Linked DNA regions of Mus musculus: all the other regions are linked to region 2. A link is a loop called in an ENCODE intact Hi-C map of the cell type or tissue named here. Cell type or tissue: heart. All regions are shown on one strand. Region 1 overlaps Styxl1 (serine/threonine/tyrosine interacting-like 1). Region 2 holds the start of Hip1 (huntingtin interacting protein 1). Region 3 holds the start of Styxl1 (serine/threonine/tyrosine interacting-like 1). Region 4 has its middle 6.2 kb from the start of Pom121.

What was found. A loop is a pair of places that touch in the nucleus more often than their neighbours do. Peaks named below come from ENCODE experiments on the same cell type or tissue, not always from the same donor. Only the 100,000 strongest peaks of a DNase experiment are listed, where the experiment ranks them.
Region 1: it touches region 2 in a loop (2.5-fold over the local background); 17 of 42 quality-filtered maps call a loop at or near these places.
Region 3: a loop joins it to region 2, with 3 times the contacts of the local background. A loop is called at or near these places in 17 of 42 quality-filtered maps.
Region 4: it touches region 2 in a loop (3-fold over the local background); 12 of 42 quality-filtered maps call a loop at or near these places.

What each region holds. Positions count from the first base shown.
Region 1 is chr5:135,760,792-135,765,791 of GRCm38, reverse strand. Styxl1 (serine/threonine/tyrosine interacting-like 1) reads left to right here. Exons shown (of 9, transcript NM_029659.4): 4 at 1-141. Among named protein-coding and RNA genes, the nearest start is that of Gm30205, 9.5 kb to the left of the region's middle. In heart, a CTCF peak has its summit at 2,054 (motif pointing right); a DNase peak (open chromatin) is centred at 2,071; H3K27me3 peaks cover 710 bases.
Region 2 is chr5:135,543,231-135,548,230 of GRCm38, reverse strand. Hip1 (huntingtin interacting protein 1) reads left to right here and starts at 3,109. Exons shown (of 31, transcript NM_146001.2): 1 at 3,109-3,294. The coding sequence starts at 3,175. In heart, a CTCF peak has its summit at 2,577 (motif pointing right); DNase peaks (open chromatin) are centred at 2,860 and 3,860; H3K4me3 peaks cover 2,510 bases; H3K27ac peaks cover 1,906 bases.
Region 3 is chr5:135,775,468-135,780,467 of GRCm38, reverse strand. It overlaps Styxl1 (serine/threonine/tyrosine interacting-like 1), which reads left to right and starts at 2,083. Exons shown (of 9, transcript NM_029659.4): 1 at 2,083-2,217. Mdh2 (malate dehydrogenase 2, NAD (mitochondrial)) reads right to left here and starts at 1,819. Exons shown (of 9, transcript NM_008617.2): 1 at 1,667-1,819. The coding sequence starts at 1,732. Gm30205 (a long non-coding RNA gene) reads right to left here. Exons shown (of 5, transcript XR_003955810.1): 5 at 2,484-2,546. In heart, no CTCF peak of the experiment used is centred here; DNase peaks (open chromatin) are centred at 1,247 and 1,887; H3K4me3 peaks cover 3,069 bases; H3K27ac peaks cover 2,398 bases.
Region 4 is chr5:135,398,273-135,403,272 of GRCm38, reverse strand. It overlaps a transcript of Pom121 not described here. Among named protein-coding and RNA genes, the nearest start is that of Pom121, 6.2 kb to the right of the region's middle. In heart, a CTCF peak has its summit at 2,826 (motif pointing left); a DNase peak (open chromatin) is centred at 2,830.

The DNA.
Region 1 (5,000 bases), 220 kb before region 2:
AGTCCGTAGACCTGGAGTGTGTGAGATACTGCATCGTGTACGACAGCAACACCAGTTCCCTGGAGCTGTGCATACGGCGGCAGCTGGAGGAGGAGGAAGAGGAGGAGGAGGTAGAAAGAGAGGACAAGGAGGAGGACACTGGTAATTTTTGTCCTTTTGGTGGTGTTTGAAAAAGGGTCTCTCAAGCTGAGTTGTGAGGGTGCACACCCTTAGCCCCAGCTGTCTGGAAAACCTCCCTCTGCTTCCTGAGTGCACTCTGCCAACTGAGCCTTCCCAGTAGGTTTTTACAACCACACAAATAATAGTGGACAGTACGTATTTCTTGTTTTTGTGTGGCTGTGATCACATCACCTGAGGAAACAAAGGAGAGCAGGGTGATTTCTCTAGCTTGCTTCTTTGTATGTGTGTCTGTGTGTGTGCTCAGGCCTGTGGAGACCAGAGGTCAGCCTCGGGTGTCAGTCCTCAAGGGCCTTGTTTTTTAGGACTGTCTCTACTGGCTTGGAGATTGTCAAGAAGGCTAGACTGACAGGCCAGTGAGTCCCAGGAAGCCACCTGTCCCTGCCTTCCTGGTGCCAGCATTGCAAAAGTGTGCCACTGTGCCTGGCTTTTACACAGACTCTGGGGGTGGAACTCAGGTCCTCAGCTTACTAACTAAGCCATCTCTTGCAACACGTGCACATCTACACATGCAGAAACATGCACACACACACACACACACACACACACACGTATGAAAGATAGGGGGAGGAGAAGGTGAAATCACTCACATGCCTAGCAGTGAACACTCTATGGCTGCACACAACATGTGATCCCAAACTCAGTGGCCCTAAATAACAAAATGGGTTCAGAATTCAGAGGCCACTCCTCCAGGAAACCCAAATGTTTCTCTCTAGAAATTGTAATCACAGTGTCTGCTGGGAGGATTACCCTGAGTTTGAGGATAGCTGCAGAGTGAGACCATGTTTCAAATGAAAACAAACAAAACCCTGGGCTGGGACTGTAGCTTAGTCGGTGGAGTATTCCCCTGGCATGCAAGAAGCCCTAGGTCCAAGCCGGGCGTGGTGGCACACGCCTTTAATCCCAGCACTCGGGAGGCAGAGGCAGGTGGATTTCTGAGTTCAAGGCCAGCCTGGTCTACAGAGTGAGTTCCAGGACAGCCAGGGCTATACAGAGAAACCCTGTCTCGAAAAACAAAACAAAACAAAACAAAACAAAACAAAACAAAACAAAACAAAACAAACAAACAAAAAAGAAGCCCTCGGTCCACTCCAATACCACCTAAACAGGGTGTGATGGGACACACTTGGAATGTGGAGGCAGAAGGAGCAGGTGCTCAAAGCTGCTACCAGCTATGCACAGCAAGTTCAAGGTCTGTGAAACCCTGTCTCAAAAAATAAATAAATAGTCATAAAAATAGGTAGGTAGGTAGATAGGTAGGTAGGTAGGTAGGTAGGTAGATAGATAGATAGATAGATAGATAGATAGATAGATAGATAGATAGCACACCATTAACCTCAACACTCAGGAAGCAAAGGCAGGGGTATCTCTGTGAGTTTGAGGTCAGCCTGGTCTACAGAGCAAGTTCCAAGACAGTCAGGGACACACAGTGAAACTTTATCTCAGTAAGCAAATAAATAAACTTTGTCCAGGGCTATAGCTCAGTGATAGAACACTTGCCTCTCATGCACACATGCACAAGGCCCAAGGTCAAGGGGGTGGGGGCAGGGGCAGTAGGATGGCTCAGCAGGCAAATGCACTTGCCACCAAGTTTAACAACCTGAGTTTCATCCCCACGACCCACATGGTGGAAGGAGAGAATTTACTCCTCTGAGTTGTCCTTTGATACCCACATGTGTGTGGTAAAACACATACACATGCATGCACACACATAAATGAATAAAGAAGTAAAAACCAGAAGATTCCCTAAAAACATATGTAGCCAGTTACAAGACATTCAATGAACGTTTTGAAGCTGGCTTATTGTCTTTCAGCCCATAGTTTGGGGATGATGACCCATGCTGACAGGATGAGGGTGAACATTGACACTTTGTGCCACTGGGTGGCGCTAACGCCCCACCTTTAACAACACCCGCCGTCTAGCCTTCCAAGTGGTCTTTGGCTTGGAAATTTCTTTTCCTTTGGGCTACAGTTTGTATTTGCTAGTTCTAAATCAGAGTCTCATGAAGCCCGCTAGCCTCAAACTCACTGCATCGCTGAGGATGACCTTGGACTTCAGCCCTCTCTCCACCTTGTGAGTGCTGGTATCACAAGCGCACGCTACCATGTCATGCACCCAAAGCCACGCTGGGCCGGCTCTCTACCAACTGAGCTACATCCTTAGCCCTTTTTGTTTGTTCACATGTTTGTATATTTTGGACTGGAGAGATGGCTTTGGTCTTCAGTGGACCTTAGTTGGAGTCCCAGCATTTATGTAGTGTGCCTGCCTCACAGCTCTCCTTAATACAGCTGCAAGGCATCAGACCCCTCTGGGGTGAGGGCACATGTGCACATCCCCCAGCCCAGACACACACACACAATTACAACTTTTAAAAATTATGTTGTATGTATGTATGTATGGTAATGTACATGCCACAATACATGTGGATTCTGCCATGTAGGTCCTAGGGATCAAACTCAGGTGATCAGGTTTGGCAGCAAGTGTCTTTACGCTCTGAGCCATCTCTCTGGAACCGTCTTCTTTGAGACAGGGTCTCATGTAGCCCAGGCTGGCCTCAGCATCACTGTAGCTTGTATTTCTGAGCCTCTTGCCTCTACCTGCCCAGTGCTGGAACTGCTGGTGTGTACTGCCTGCCCAGCCTGTTCACAGGACTACCAACTGGACCCTAGCGCTCTAAGACCAGGGCCCACTTAGATGGCTCAGCAATAAAGGTGCCTGCTCCCAAGCCTGACAACCTGAGTCTCATCCCTGAGACCCACTAGTTGTCCTCTGACTTCCATATATATGCTATGGCAGATGCATGTCCCCATACACAAGTCAGTCAGTCAGTAAGTAAGTAAATATGATTTAGAAAACCACTTTTGCTCTATAAGAGGTGGCATTGTGCTGTGGAGTATCCCACTCAGAAAGCGATGACAGCCAAATGTAACACTTCCACTGGAGGCGACTTTCCTCAAGTAAAATGGTGATTTTTGGGGGTGGGGTGGAGATTGTGCCTGATGGCATACACCTCTAATCCCAGCACTGAAGAAACATAATTAGACAGATCTCTATGAGTTCAAGGATAGCCTGATCTACGTAGGGAGTAGTATGTAGGCCAGCCAGGGCTATGTAGTGGGACTCTTCTTTCAAAAAATCAAACCAAACCAAACCAAAGCAGATGCTGTTGAGAAGCCAGGTGTGATAAAATGCTGACTTTCAGCCAGGTGTGGTAGGACACATCTGCAGGCCCACCATTGGTAAGGCTGAGGACGGGGAAACCCAACTCTGTCACCCCCCTGCCTCAGTCTCATGAGTGTTGGCATTGCAGATGTTCACCAACATGCCCAGCTACTGGTTTTGACAAACAGCCTTTTCTGACACAGTAAGTGTGGTAGCTCCTGAAGCTGCTTGACAGGGTGACCAGGCTCTGTGGGAGTCCCTAACTGTCTCTAATGCCACCCTACAGCTGTTGACTGTAAGTCTCTAGCAGTGGAGAGGCAGATATCTAGGCTAAAGGTGTGGCCTGGGACTGCCATTCCGACTCCCCCGTGGCCTCTGGCCCAATAGTCTCTTGCTCAAGAGAGACACGGCTGGTGCCCCATAACCTACTGTCTGGACTCTGATGGGGAAGGGGGATGAATTCCACCTTATGCCTGCAAGTTTTCTCCCATCATGGTTTACAGACACAGGTTCATCCTCTGGATAGCTCCCTGCCAGTTATGTCCTGAGAAGTTCCTTCTGGAAGTGTCCTTGTCTTCAGGAGAAAAAGTTCGTTTATTTAATCAAACTAATTAATTTTTTTCCCTAGGTGATTTTACTTTGTGTGTATGTGTGGGTGCACATGAGTGGGTACACACATGGGAGAGCCTTAGATGTTGATCCTCAGGTGCTGGTCTCCTTCTAAACGGTTTTGGTTTCTCGAGGGTGGGTGTGTTCCAGAGTTTGTACAGAGGTCCTGAGATGAAGGCCTGGTCATCTGACTTGGTGACAGGTGAACTGACTTCCTAGCCCTACCTTATCTTTTTGAGACTCTCTCCTTATGTATAGTTCCCCAGTTCAGCTGGGCTAGCCTGCTGTGGAGCCCCAGGGATCTGTCTGTCTTCATTGATGAGATACAGCGTACACCACAAAGCCCAGTGTTCTTATGTGGGTTCGGGAACAGAACTCAGGTCCTCGGGCTTCCCTGACTCTCTGCTGTCTGAGCGTCTCCCCAGCCCCAGAAACTCCAGAGCCCTTCTCCTGCTGGCAGACTCTGGAGGGTCTGCAACCAATGTTCCTGGTCAGGGTGTCTTAGTGGATGCAGGGTTATAGAGATTTTCTATTGAAGCGGCATGAGGTCTGTATTAGTTACTTCCATGCCTCTGTGACAGAAGACCTGACCGGCAGCTTCTGAGAGCAGAGTGACTTTGGCTCACGGTTTCAGAGGGTTTGGTCTGCAGTCACTGGCCCTCCATTTCCTCTTTTTATTCTGTCCCAGCCCCAGGCCATGGAACGGTGCCCCACATTGAGGATAGATTTTTTTTCCCTCCTCAGTTAATTCTCCCTGGAAACATTCTCACATTTGCACTCAGAGATGTGTCCCCCAGTGTCCTAGGTGATTTTGGTTTAGACAAGTGGGTAATGAATATTATTCATATTATATAGCATAATTATGAAAGGGTTGAGTTTAAATTTATAACAAACCATAAAAAGAGGTCCAGTGAGATGATCTCTGGGACCCACGTGATGGAAGAAGAAAACAGGCTCCTGCAGCACACACACACACACACACACACACACACACACGCACACACACACACACACACACACACACACACACACACACACACGCATCCAGGCA
Region 2 (5,000 bases):
AAAAAAAAAAAAAAAAAAAAAAGCACTGACTGCCCTTCCCTTCTAGAGGTCCTGAGTTCATGAGTTCAATTCCCAGCAACCACATGGTGGCTCACAACCATCTGATCTAGTGCCATCTTCTGATGTGCAGAAGAGAGATGGGCTGGAGAGATGGGCTCAGCAGTTATGAGGACCCAAGTTTGGTAGAGGGTGGCTCACAACCATCTACAACTCCAAGGAATCTGACACCCCATCTGGCTTCTGCAGGCACCTCCACACATATCACACACACACACACCACCACCACCCCCAACACACATATCACACACACACATACCACCCCAACACACAGTGCCAAAACACACTACACATTCCTTCCCCCTAGAACGCAATTTATAGATCATCCCCTTAAATAAATACAGTCTCCGGCTAATCCTCCTATCACTCTGGACCTGTGAAGCCCCTCTTCCCACATCCCCTTGGCACAAGCTTACTCACATGACTCCTTAAGAGGCAGAGCTTTCTCCTCTTCTGTTCTAGAGTCTCCCCAGCTGTCCTGGCTAGTTTTATGTCAACCTGACACAAGCTAGGGTCATCTGAAAGGAGGGAACCTCGATTGAGAAAATGCAACTTCTCCAGAAGATTCAACTGTAGGGTATTAATTAGTGACTGATGGCAGGGAGGGCCCAGCCCATTGTGGATGGGGCTACTTGTCCCAGTGTCTACTGAAAAGCAGGCTGAGCAGACAGTGAGGAGCAAGCCACTCAGGCCTCTGCATCAGCTCCTGCCTCCAGGCTTCTGTCCCTTTTGAGTTCCTGCCCTGACTTCCTTCACTGATGGACTACAATGTGGAAGTGTAAGCTAAATAAACCCTCTCCTCCCCAGCTTGCTTTTGGTCATGGTGTTTTATCACAGCAATAGGAGCCCTAACTAAGATTCTAATCTACTTTTGCTCCTACTCCCTCGGACCACTTTCATCTAGGCTTTGTAACTTGGTGCCCACAATGCCACTGTGCCCAGCAAAAGCCTTCTTGGTGCTTGCAAATGCTCACTCCTCTTTTATGCCTCTATCAAATGTGAACTTTCACCCAGGCTTTAATTTAGAAAAAGTCATTGGCCGCTTCGAATTAAACTCCTCTTCTGATGATGGCACAGTAGTGAAAGCCATTGCCGAGCAAGGGTGTGTGTGCACATCGCCACAGTCGGGACCCTAGGCCAGCTGGTTTGTGTGGCCCGCCTAGAAATTCCAGCCTCTGAAGTGGGAGACAGAGACTCTTCAGAGCCAACAGGCTAGTGTGGCTAGCCATATCAACAAACCCTGAGTTCCATGAGACCCTAAGTCAATGCGAGATTCAAGAGTGATGATGACCCCTGACATCGGCCTCAGATCTCCATGTGCACAGGTGCACGAATGTGCTTGCACACGGTGCGACACACCTGCAAACCGCATCTCTTTCAGTGTGGGAGGCTGGGGGGAGGGTGTCTGTGGGTAGTCTGTATACAGGTATATGCCTGTAATCCTAGCATTCAAGAGGCTGAGGCAGGATTTCTGGGAGTTCAAAGCCAATCTCAACTTTTTAGTGAAATATTATCTTTGTGCATGTAGGTGTGCATGTGTGTGCAGTACTGGCTGTCCTGGAACTCACTCTATAGACAAGGCTGGCCTTGAACTCAGAGATCCATCTGCCTCTGCCTCTTGAGTGCTGAGACTAAGGCTGTGGACCATCACCACCCGTCTTGAAACACTGTTTTTAAAGAGCATCCCTGGTGTGACCACTCAGTGGGTAGGTTGCTACACTAAGCCTATCACTCAAGTCAGATCCTGGGGTCCACACGGTAGAGAACAGAATCTAATTTGCTTTCTGACCTCCACAGAGTGCTGCCGTATGAACACAGTCCCACACATACACACAGGTACAAAATGTGTGTAAAACGTTAAAGGAAAGTCAAGCCTAGAGGCCCACGCCTATAATCCTAACAGTTGAATGGAAGAGGCAAGAGGCTCAGGGATTCAAGGGACTCAGCGACATAGTGAGTTTGATATTGTCATTAATTAAAACATTGCCTAGTACAAGTGAGACTTGTACTGGCTTCTATTGCAGAGCTAGATGGATAGCACCATCAAATTGCTTAATGCTTAACGGTGCCACTAGTTCTGTTAGTGAAGAACCTGTAACTTTTTTCTTTGCTGAGGAGCACTTCCCAGTCTGTAGGTGCTCCCAGAACAGGATGGGAGGAGTGGACCCTACCATAGTTGAACAAAGAGCATCTGTTGGGGTTTCTACCGAGATAAGGTGAGAACGAAGCAAAGTTTGGAAAGCTCTGGGGAGATCCTCGCAATCACAGGCCAGTATTTGGGGACCCTCCAGAACGGTCCTCCAGAACGGGCAGAAAGGAATGCACGAGGAGGGGACTTCGAGGACCACTAAGGCCGCCATCGCGGGTCCACACTGACGCAGAGTTCCCCAGCAAGCCGGTGAAGCATGGTGTGCAGCCATGCTTCCCTTGATCTGCCTTTCCATCCCCTCGGGAACTCGTGGCGCCGGCTGGACCGCAGGTCCTACTGCTCAGAAACCCGCAGCAGAGAAGGGCCCAGGAGGTGGCGCTTCGAAGTAGGGTGGAGTCAGCAAGGGCTGGTCTGTGGCAGCCAGGCCCCACCCACTAGCATGACGGACAAGCCTTCAGAGCAATCATAGTGCTTTTATGGTCCTGGGGGGTGGGAACAAAGGAAGAGTGACGGATGTAGGGTGGAGCCAACAAGAAAAGGTTAGGGCAGCCCATCAAGCCAGCCTGTTGACAGATAAGTCTTCAGACCAATGACAGTGCATGTAGAGGCCTGGAAGGCGGTGCATCGATTATGGGGCGGAGCCTAGGGGGCAGGTTAGGACAGCAGCCCACCAGGTCCTGCCCACTAATGATAATGGACAAACCTTCAGACCAGTCATAGTATGCGGACCGCCCTGAGGCGGGCAGCGGGTGAAGTGAGCGGAGCGCCTCCGAAGTGGGAAGAGGGGTGTGGGGAAAAGCCTCTTGGAAACATGGGGTGGGTTCTGAGGGAGATGGACAGCGCTGTCAACCAATGGAAGACGGAATCTGTCCCCGTTAGCGCCGGATCCCCGCGGGTAGGGAGGGGCGGGAGGCTCCGCGGGGATCCCGGGGCGGCCGAGGGCCCCTGACTCTGTTCACCCAGACAACATGGACCGAATGGCCAGCTCCATGAAGCAGGTATCCAACCCGCTGCCCAAAGTGTTGAGCCGCCGCGGAGTTGGTGCTGGGATGGAGGCTGCGGAGCGCGAGAGCTTCGAGCGGACTCAGGTGAGATTCGAGAACCCTGGGGCATCCCTGGGGCACTTGGAGTGATGCAGGGTGCAAGAGAGGCTTGGAAGGGAGTGGGACTTGCAGACTCGGGAAGGAATTAGGCAAGGTGGCTGCGATCGGAATCATTTTGGGGTAGGGAACTAGGCGGGTCCCAGGGAGGTTCGGGATCTACCTGGGCATCTCCACTGGCATAGGGGTCGGGGTGCACTCTGGGGAACTGCAGATTCCTGCGGCTGAGGGGACGGTCTCAGTGAGCACCATCAGGGGTCACAAGGGAGGCTAAAGGGAGTTGAAAGGGGACTGACGGAAGGGTGCTCCTGGATAGGGGAAGCACTTGGAAGTCGCTTGGTTTTTGCCAAGTGTGGGAACGCCAAGGTGGGGGTGTGAAGGGTGGCTCTGGTCGCCTTACTTTAGTATTGACTCTCCCTACACTTCCCAGCATCTCGCTCAACGGTGCCTCTAACTTGGCTCTCAGCAGCCCCAGCTGTTGGCCTCAGAGGCTGGGCCAAAGGGGTCTGAGTGATGGGAAGGACCGTAAGAAATGTGAAGTGTGGTCCAACTTGTAAAATGGCCCGGGGGTTTGGAGGAACGGGGACGCGCAGCCTGGGGTAGGAATTGAGGCGCTTGGATTGTCAGAGCTTTGCGTGCCGGCATAAGCTGTCCAGTGATACTCAGACTCCTGATTTGAGGTTTTGCTTTCACCCTCCAAAATATGCCTGACAGCTAATAAGCAGACCGCCTGCCTTATTTGTCTGGTCTGACCAGGGCAGATGGCCAAAATTCCACCGCAGTTATCAACAAAAAGCCACTATCCAGTTTTACCTCAGGCTTTTATGCATGCTGTATTGATCGGACTGAATCAAGTTGTGAGGCTCGGGGTGTGTAGTCATCAGTTCATCTGTATGTAAAATCTGTTTCTGAGAGTACAACTCCTCGGATCCCACTGCGGATGCCGGGCCGGTAGATTTCTTCTACTCTGGCTCTCCGAGTTCTACTTTGAAGATCTGAGTTGACTTCAGCCAGAGGCAGGTCCCCTGTCGTGTTCTGTGAGTAGGAAAGATGGAAGAGATAGGGAGGGCCTGTGTGTTCTATAAATGGACCTTGCTCGGAAGAAAGCCTTTTCACCCCAGGGGACTTTACACCACCTCTTGTTTCTGAGACCCCTGGGTCCACTTCTTGTGTCTGAGGGGGGAAATGGGGTAGTTGTACCCCGGGAGGGGAAAGAGAGACCACCGTCCACTTACCTCTCAATGTCTATAGAGTTTGGAGCTTTTTAAATTTCTCAGATCTTTTGAACCTTGGGCGTTGTTGCCAAAAAAAAGAAAAAAAGAAAAAAAAGTTTTCATATCCCCCCCCAACCTCTTTTATTTTTAAACTGAAAGAAGAAAATAAACTGGAGCTATTTTATAGCATCCGACTTAAAACTGAGGCAATAAGTTAGACATAAAAGTTTGAGCTTACGGCCAGCGGAGGTGGCTAAGGGGTAAAGGCTCCTGCCAACCAGTCTGGCCACCTGAGTTTCATCCCAGGAAGGGAACCAACTTGTCCAAGTTGTCTGCTGACCTCCATACTCAAGCCGTGCCATGAATACCCCTCCATATACATACACCCAAAATCACTTTTAAAATGTTTTTTTTTTTTTTTTTTTTTTTTTTTTTTTAGTTTGAACTTAATACAGAGTGATAGAATTGAGGCACTTGAAT
Region 3 (5,000 bases), 230 kb before region 2:
CTTCCCATTCATCTTTGTATCTGAGCACCCAGAGCTTTGTGCATGCCTCACATGTGTTTACCACTGAACTATGTATACCCTAGTGCTAGTTTCTTTTCAGAGTCCTCCTAAGTCACCGGGGCGGGTTTCAAACTTTTAATCTTCCTGTCTGGAACTCCTGAGTGGCTGGGGTTACAAGCATGCATCACCACACCCAGGGTGTAATATGTTAGCTGGATTATTTTTTGGTGTGTGTGTTTATGTGCAGGTACCCACGGAGGGCAGAAGAAGGCTTCAGACCCTCTGGTGGTTGGAGTCACCTGCCTTGGGTCCTGGGAACCAAACTCTAGTCTCTGCAAAATCAGCAAGCACTTTTAACTGTGAGCACCTCTCCAGCCCCTTGCATCTTTATTTTTCAATGAATGGACTGAATGGGAAACAGGAAGACCTGACCTAGATGGTAAGAAATGTAGACTTCCCTGGAATGATCAGTTCTCCTCCGGAGCATGGTAATTGTTTCTCAAGCCTTGGTTGTATCAATTTTGCTAGAGATTTGTAAAAAATACTGACCCTGCCCTCTTGACACGATCCTGGGTCTCCTTTACTGATTCCGACATGCACTAGTTAAAGAGGCCCTGGCCCAGGAGAAGATTGACTATAAATAGCTTAGCTGTAACTGTCCTAGGCCAAGTCTACCCAAAGCAAGGATGATCCTCCAAGAATAATTCAAAAGAGATCCAGTGGAGGAGATGGTTCAGTGGGTAAGTGCATAAGGACCTGAGTTCAAAGCCCGGTTCCCCTGCCTGGCAGGTTCATCAAAGGCCTTCTCACTCTCATAAATAAATAAATAAATAAATAAATAAAGTCTACAACAGGGGTTCTTAAGCTTCCTAATGCTGCAACCCTTTAATACAGTTCCTCATGTTGAGGTGAACCCTTCAACCATAAAATTACTTTTAAAAATAAAATTGCTACTTCGTAACTGAAATTCTGTTACGGTTATGAGTCGTAATGTAAACATTTGCTACGGGACCCCTGTGAAAGGGTCATTCGATCCCAAGGTTGAGAACCGCTCGCTGGTCTAGTGTGTGATGGCCAAGACACCGATGTCCTTCTCTGGCCTCTGTACAATCATGTGCACATGACACCACACACACTCTGAAAAACGATGCTTGATGCACATCTTTAATGCCGGTACTGAGGCAGAGACTGGACTCCGTGAGTTCGAGGCCAGCCTGGTCCACATAAACGGACATAAAGCAAGCAATCCCTGGGCGGGAAGGCCACTGACTGTGCTAATTTCAATCGAATCTCCCAAACTACTGTGACCCTGATCCGTTCTCCACCCTCGGAGCCCCCGGCACTACGAAGTTAACGTCCGCGTTATTTCTCTCCTGGTGCCTCACATCCATGGAGGCTTCAAGGAGAAAATCAGTTAAGTCGAAGCAATGCAAAGTTGCATATAATGCAACTCGCATCCGGACCGCGAGCCTCGGCTTCTGCACCTACGTGGAGCGCAGACTATGGAGGAAACCTGGACTGACTCTGTCCCCCTTCCATGTTGGTCGGGATGTGAGCCGGGCGGCCCAGACGTCCAGAGTGAGCCTTGGATGGTTAAGAAACGCCGAGCTCCGGGGACGCGTGTGCCGCCCCCGGAGTTCCTTCCTAGGCAGGCAGCCCCTTGTACCTGGGCCGAAGTGCTGAAGCTGCGGCGGAGAGCGGCGCCGGCAGGACGGGCGAGAGCGGACAGCATGGCTAGGGCGGGCGGGACACGGAGCTACTGGCAGGAGCTACAAGAAGACGAGTGACTCCAACGACCTCCACTCTGCGCAGTGGCCGCCCGGTCCAGAGCCACCTGATCTCGCGAGAGAAGCGCAAGAAGCTTGAGCCAAATCTCGCGAGACAGGCTCGGCCGTGTGGTTCCTTGTCTAGCACGCCCTAGACCCGGCGAGCGAGGCCTGACGTCACGATTCTCTCCGGCTCCAAAGAAGTCATCTCTGGGCTCCGGCCACTTCCGAGATCTCGCGAGAGAGGCCCGGCTTCACTTTATCAGGCCGTTCCTTCCCCCGCCTCCTACCCCGCCCCTTGCCCCGCCCCTCCCCACCGTTAGCTTTGCCCACTTCCGGGACCTAGCGCTAGGACAGACGGTCACCAGGATTAGGCGGAATCTTGGGACCGCCCCTAGCAACCCGGTACTAGAAGGACTCTTGGAGCGCTCGCCCGGAGGACAGGCTCTAGGTTAGAAGTACCCGTTATCCCAGGTGGGGCTCCGGTCGGACGTCCTGCCGGGGAGCCTGACAGAAGTCGCGCAGCAGGTCAGGCGGCCCCGGAGCTCCTGACCTCAGCCAGGCCCAACTTTCCTGCCCCCTGGAAGAGGCCGGCTGGGGTCCCGGGGCGTCCCGGGGCGGGGTGGGCAGCATCTCCCCACCTGTTTCCTCCAGAGCCGCCCTTCCGACAAGTTACACAGAGCCTTGTTGAGGTTCCAGGCTTCTCACACAACCCGCTCGGAGGAGCGAGTACTCGCGTTGTCATGGCACCAGGCGATGTGCAGGACCGCGATCCTAGGTCTGGGACGGAGGAAGAAACGTTTGGTGACCGTGCCTCAGGCTTTGGGCTTGTCTCTACCCCTCAAACTCTCCAGCAGTGCAGGGAGCACGGTTCTGCAACTCTTCTTCTTGCTTTTCCTGCTCCCCCCTTCTTTTCCTTCCTTTCTTACTAAAATCCGCACAACACACGATTAAAAAAATAATAACTATTCTAAAGTTCAGGATCAGAGCTGGAGGGATGACTCTGGTTAAGAGCACTTGCTGCTCTTGCAGAGCTTCGATCCTGAGACGCTAGCAGGTGGCCCACAACCCCCTGAAACTCTAGCTTCAGGCATAGCCATTGCCGCAGGCATTCGTGTGCAGGTACCCACGGAGACACAGAAATAAACATTTAAAATGATAAAAATGTAAAAGTAAGGACCCATACACATACAGACGTGCACATATATGCACCTACATACATTCGAACGCATGCTACACACATAAAAAATATTCCGGAGGCTGCAGCAGAAGGATTGATGTGAGTTTGAGGCCAACATGAAACTCTGTTAAAAAAAAAACCAAAAAACAAAATAACAACCATGCAAACAAAAAGTTGGGGAGGGGGTTAGAGAAGGAACTGGAAGGGAGGGAACTGGTTGGATTTGTTCAAAAACACTTGGCATGAATGTGAAGTTCTCCAGCAATAAAGTATAAGTTCAGTGTCCTAGCTGTCCTTGAGCAGGCCTGTATTCCCAGGGACCTGGAGGCTGAAGCAGGATGGTAGCAAGTTCAGTGACTCAGTCTGGTTGGGGACAGTGACAGAGAAAGCAAGGCTGCTGGTGGTAACAAACGAGAACCAAAGAGCATAGCCACACACGAGAGCTGGCGATGGCTGGCCGACTCTCTTCCCTGGCCTCTACCTCTTTGCTGGATGGATAAAGTGTACTACCAGCCCCGTCTGGAATCGGATATGCCTCCCCCGGTTCTTGCCTGGCCTTTGGGGAGCAGAATCTAGTGGGCATCTGAGCAACATTTGGAGAAGTGATATGCGAACCTGGGGAAATGGGCTTGGAACGGAGGTCATGTTAAAAGAACCTTCCAGAGGATGAGCCACTTAAACAGACCTGCCAGAAGACTGGGTGGGTCTTAGTGGGAGCCCTGGAGGAGGGAAGTGCCTCTTGTCTGAGCTGGTAATGGTTCAGTGGGCAGAGAAGCGGGCTGCCAAGCCTGAGTGCAATCTCCAGGGCCCATGCTGCTGATTCTTCAATAGTGCCAAGTATGGAGAGGCAAGGGAAAGGAGGAGACAGGAAGACGTAGCCTTGTGTTCCAGGAGATGCTTTCTATTGGGGTGGGGATATATGGATAAGCACTGCCCTTGATCTTATCTCTGAAGAATATGCTCTGGTAATTGTTTAACTTTCTGACGTCATCTAGGGGTCAGGGAGTATGTATTTATTAATCATTAATTAATTAATTTTGGTTTTCTGAGACGAGGTTTCTCTGTGTAGCCCTGGCTCTCCTGGAACTCTGTAGATTGGACTGATGAACTCAGAGATCCCCCTGCCTCTATCTCCCAAGTGCTGGGATTAAAGGATGCACCACATTTTATGTATGCTATTATTACTTTTAAGGCAGGGTATAATGTACCCCAGGCTGCCCTCATACTTTCTGGGTAGCCAAGGATGGCCTTGAACTCCTGATCTTCCTGCCTCTTAATTCCAGAGTGTTGCTTGCATCAATGTACCCAGTTTATGCAGTGTTGACGATGCAATCCAGGCCCTTGCAAACGGTAGGCAAGCACTGTACCCACTGAGCTTGTCTCATTCTGTTCGTCCAACTTGAGACCATTCTGAGAGTGGGCCCTGGTGAATTCTGGTAGAGTTGACTGAGATTAGAGGAGGTTGGAACCATCAGGTGCTCAGGGCCCCTGAAAACTAGCCAGGAACCTTGGAGCTGCTTCTTTGGGGTGTGTCTAACAAAGCTTTTGAGATCATCACAAGCATGTTAGGAGGAAACAGGACTTGATTTAAACACAAAGGATCCCAGGGCCTGAGGACACAGGGAATGATGGAGTGGCTGGGAGATGTGGGGAAACTACACAATGAGATGGTTGGAATGTGAAGGAAGGGGTAGCTAGAAGGCAGAGTGGGACCAGTATGGCTGGTCTCAAGGGCAGAGAGGGTAAGAGAGAGTTGGTGGTTAACCAGGTCTGAGGTACAAATGACAGGGATGTGGAGGGGCTGGGGATGGACAGTGATTGGTAGCGCACTTGCCTAGTATGCGTGAAGTCCAGGGTTGGCTCCTTAGCACCTCATGTGGTGCCAACCTTCATTCCCAGCACTTAGAAGGTACATGCAGGACAGGAGGACCAGGAATTTAAGGTCGTCCTTGACTCTAGAGAGAGTTTGAGGTTAGCCTGGGCTACATGAGACCCTGTCTCAAAACTAATGAAAATAAAAAAGGATGTGGGTGGCACAGTGGTTAAGAGTTTGT
Region 4 (5,000 bases), 140 kb after region 2:
ATACACCTTTATTCCCAGCACTCAGCAGGCACAGGCAGATAGATCCTTCTTTGTGAGTTCTTGATTAACCTTGCCTACATAGCAAGTTTTAGGCCAGCTTGGCCTATCATAGTAAGAACTTACCTCAAAAAATAATAATTCAGGGCTGGAGAGATGGTTCAGTGGTTAAGCGCACCGACTGCTCTTCTGAAGGTCCTGAGTTCAAATCTCAGCTACCACATGGTGGCTCACAACCATCTGTAATGAGATCTGACGCCCTCTTTTGGTGCATCTGAAGACAGCCACAGTGTACTTAGATATAATTATAAATAAATCTTAAAAAATAGTAATAATTCAAAGTAATGCACTAAGAGTTGAAGAGTGGGCTGAGTGGTTGCTTTTGCAGTAGATTGGGTTCCTAGCACCCATATGGCAGCTCACAAAGGGTTACCTGTAACTTCAAGGCTCAGGAGAATCTGAAGCCCTCGTCTGAGATTTTTAAGGGCACCAGGCATGTCTGTGGTGCACATATATACATTTGTATGGATGCAAGAAAAAAAAAAAACCCTGCTTACATGTAAAGTAATAAAATAAACTTTAAAAGTGCACCATACTGAAAGAAAAAAATAAATAAGTAAAAACTACAGAAGAAGAGGAGGAGAGAGAGGCTGGAGGATGGTTCAGGAGTTAGAAGCACTGACTTTGCTCTTCCAGAGGTCTTGAGTTCAATTCCCAGCAACCCCATGGTGGCTCACAAGCATCTGTAATGGGATCCGATGACCACTTCTGGTGTCTGAAGACAAATGGCAGTGTACTCAGTTACATAAATCTTAAAAACAAACAAAAAGGGCTGGAGAGATGGCTCAGAGGTTAGGAGCACTGACTGCTCTTCCAGAGGTCCTGAGTTCAGTTCCCAGCAACCACATGGTGGCTCACAACCATCTGTAATGGGATCTGATGCCATCTTCTGGCCTGCAGGTGTATGTGCAGGTAGAATGCTGTATACATAATAAATAAATCTTAAAAAAAAAAAAAAAAAAAAAAACCAGGGGGCTGGTGAGATGGCTCAGTGGGTAAGAGCACCAGACTGCTCTTCCGAAGGTCCTGAGTTCAAATCCCAGCAACCACATGGTGGCTCACAACCATCCGTAACGTGATCTGACTCCCTCTTCTGGAGTGTCTAAGGACAGCTACAGTGTACTTACATATAATAAATAAATAGTTAAAAAAACCAAAAAAAAAAACCAAAAAACTGGGCTGGTGAGATGGCTCAACGGGTAAAAGCACCTAAAAAAAGGTCATGAGTTCAAATCCCAGCAAACCACATGGTGGCTCACAACCACCCATAACAAGATCTGACGCCTTCTCCTTGTGTGTCTGAAGACAGCCACAGTGTATTTACATATAATAAATAAACTAATCTTAAAAAAAAAAAAAAACTATTTTAGCCAGGCATGGTGGCACACGTCTTTAATCCCAGCATTCAGGAGGCAGAGGCAGGCAAGATTTCTGAGTTCGAGGCCAGCCTGGTCTACAAAGTGAGTTCCAGGACAGCCAGGGCTATACAGAGAAACCCTGTCTTGAACCCCACCCCCCAAAAAAAACTATTTAAAAAAAAAGGAGGAGGAAGAGGAGGAGGAGGAGGGAACAGAAGAAAAGACAAATTGTCATCTGTCACTGGCATTGTAAAGTACTGGGAATAAAAATAGCTTTATGAAGTTTTCATGATTTTGCAGGAATAAATAAACACTAAAAGACAAAGCAGGAGGCTGTGGAGATGTCTTGGTGTTCATGGGCCTTTGCTGCTCTTCCAGAGGACCTGGGTTCAATTCCCAGCACCTGAGTAGTGTCTCACAACTGTCCAGTTCCAGGAGTTCCAATGCCCTCTTCTGACCTCTTCATGACCAGGCATGTATGTGGTGGTGGATATACATACATGCAAGGAAAACACTAAAAATAAATCTAAAATAAAAGGCTCCTAAAGCCAGGCAGTGGTGGTGCACGCCTTTAATCTCAGCACTTGGGAGGCAGAGGCAGACAGATTTCTGAGTTCAAGGCCAGCCTGGTCTACAGAGTGAGTTCCAGGACAGCCAGGGCTACACAGAGAAACCCTGTCTCGAAAAACCAAAAAAAAAAAAAAAAAAAAAAAAAAAAAGGCCCTCCTTGGTTTCTGCGGAGGAGGAGAGAACGATGCTGATTGGCGGCATGTGTTTGTAATACAGCAGCCAGGAGTTGGAGGCAGGAAAAATTCCAACCTAGTTTAGGAGGGATAGCAAGGAAGAATATCTTTGTCCTCCCAGGAAGAGGTTTCTCACAGTCCTGCAGTTTGTCAGATGATGTTGCAGGGGAGACTGAAGATAATGCTGGGAAGGACCATATTTTAACCCCGGCCGCTTTGTTATCTCTTGCATATTAAAGTCTAAGCTTAGGCATGTGAGGCACACCTTTGATCCCAGCATTTGGGAGGCAGATGCAAGCAGATCTCTGAGTTCAAGTTAGCCTGGTCTACAGATCGAGTTCCAGGACAGCCAGGGCTATGCAGAAGAAAAACTCTGTCTCCAAAAACCACACATTCGAGTGTGTGCCTATACACACACAGTGAACAAATTTATTTACTTTTAAGTGTATGCTGGAAAGTGGGAGAGATAAAAGGGTCTAGTGATCTTAGTCCATAATAACCAGGAATAACGAGCTATGTGTAATTAATGGGATCTGGTTGATCCCTGCCTGAGTTCTGCTTTTGCAAGTGGCCTGAAGAAATCCTTATTGCTTGACAGGACACTCAGGTTCTCAGAAGGGAACCATTCCTGATCCAGGAGCCACCTCTGTAGTGAACCAGTGCCCCCTGGTGGTGAGGGATGGCTCTGTCCTTAGACGCTCAGCTGTTCTGAAGTCCAAGGTGGTTCCAAGTTTAGAGTAACTGGTGACTTTAGGAATCTTTCAGGTGTCTGAGACACTAAAAAGCTGACATGCCTCAGTTCATTTCAGAGGGGAGTGGTACAAACATTAGCTTGAGTGATTGATGGTCTACATACAGAGGTAAGGAGGCAACTCCAGTGGAGAAAGACACAAAATGGAGGCAGGGGTGTCCTGCTATTCAGCCTGCTTGTTTGTTTGCTTGCTTGCTTGTTATTTGTTTGTTTTGTTTTGTGGTTTTTTGTTTTGCTTCCCAAAACAGGTTTCTCTGTGTAGTTCTGGCTGTCCTGGGGCTAACTCACTCTGTAGACCAGGCTATCCTCTAACAGAGAGATCCTCCAGCCTCTGCCTCCCAAAGCCTGGGGTTCAAGTGAGTTACCAGTTCCAGCTGCCTGCTTCTACTTTAAAAAAAGTAAGAAAGAAAACGTTGTGATTGTGTGTGTGTGTGTGTGTGAGAGAGAGAGAGAGAGAGAGAGAGGTCCTTTGGTGCCAAAGTACACATGTGGAAGTCAGAAGCCAACTTTCCGGGGTTGGTTGCTGCCGTCTTCCATGTGGTATTAAATCCAGGTCACAGGTCATTGAGTACTTACTTCAGTTGTGGGTGCCAAGAGAGGAGTCAGTGGCTTTGTAGCAAAAGCAGTTTCCGAGGCCCTATCAAAACATTCCATTGGTTTCTTTATCTGGGAATGTCTTAGTTTCTTCCTCACTTTCCGTTTTACAAACAGGGTCCTTCTGTTTCTGTATCAAAGGCTAGCCTCAACTCAACTATGTCGTCAAGGATGGCCTTGAACTTCTGACCCCACTGCCTCCATCTCCCAAGCGTCGGGAGTGTGGGGAGTGTGAATCGCCAGACTGGCCAGTGGATAGAAATTTCATTCTCAACCTTCAGGCAAGAGGAATCTGACTCACCTACCTTGGTGTCAGCCCACAGCCCACCAAGTTTACCTTTTACATAAGCCAGAGGTGTCATCACAATTGAAGGGTATCCCAACTGCTACCACTGAGTGAAGGAGGGTTGGTCCTGTGTCAGAGGTGCTTTTGCATACACATGAACTCGCTCACACGAGCACAGGCTCATGCACATGAAAGGAGAGGGGAGGAAGGAAGTGAGCAGACCCAAGCAGGACGGGCCGTAAGCTTTGTGCTAGCACAGGATGACGGACTTAGCCAAGGAGCTATGTAGCAATAAAGATTCGCTCCAAGGCAAAGTGCTGTGAGGGAAGAGAGGAAGGCAAGGATGCTCTGTATCCGTAGTCATGCCCTCTGTGTAGGAACCGCAAGTGCCTCAGAGCAGGGAGGCTGGAGGACACACGACAGCCAATCAGTGCACCCTTGAAACCTCTGTATATGACAGAAAGTTACAAGTGTGTTTGTTGACCGGTCCCCAGAAGGTAAAGCCAAATTTGAGGTGGGATATGGTAACCCTTACACCTGTGACCCTCAGCACTCAGGAGATAAAAACAGGTCAGGAATTCATTGTAACATCAGTTACATAGTGAAGCAACCTGAGTTACACAAGACCCCCATCTCAAAACAAACAAACAAACAACAACTCCTGAAAACTGCACTAGAGACATGGCTCAGCATTTAAGAGCACTCGTTCTTATATAGGATCCACGTGTTTTCCCCAGCAGCATCATGGCAGGCATGACAACCATCCATAAGTCCAGTCCTAGGATGTTCCACTCTCTCTTCTGACCTCCACTGGCACCAAGCGTACATATGGTATACACACACACAGAGGCAAAACACCCACACACATAAAACCAACATTTCTTTAAAAACTTGAGAAAATTTCAGGACCAAGTCTACACATTCTTCTCCAGATAGCGCAGGGAAGTCTGGAGAGAAGCGTGGTGCCATGCCTGCTCTCTTTAGTTCCTCCAAGAAGCTCTGGATGCAGGGAGGCTGAACAAGGCACAGCAACCACGCAAGGCATGTGTGGAGAGGCAGCAAGGCCATAGTACCAGGGCATCACAGCCCTGCAACCCTTTTTAAAAATGTATGCGGGGCATAGTTACCCACACTTTTATGTCCAGCACTTGGGAGGCAGGGGCAGATAGAACTCTCTAAGTTCAAGGCCAGCCTAATCTACACAGTGAATT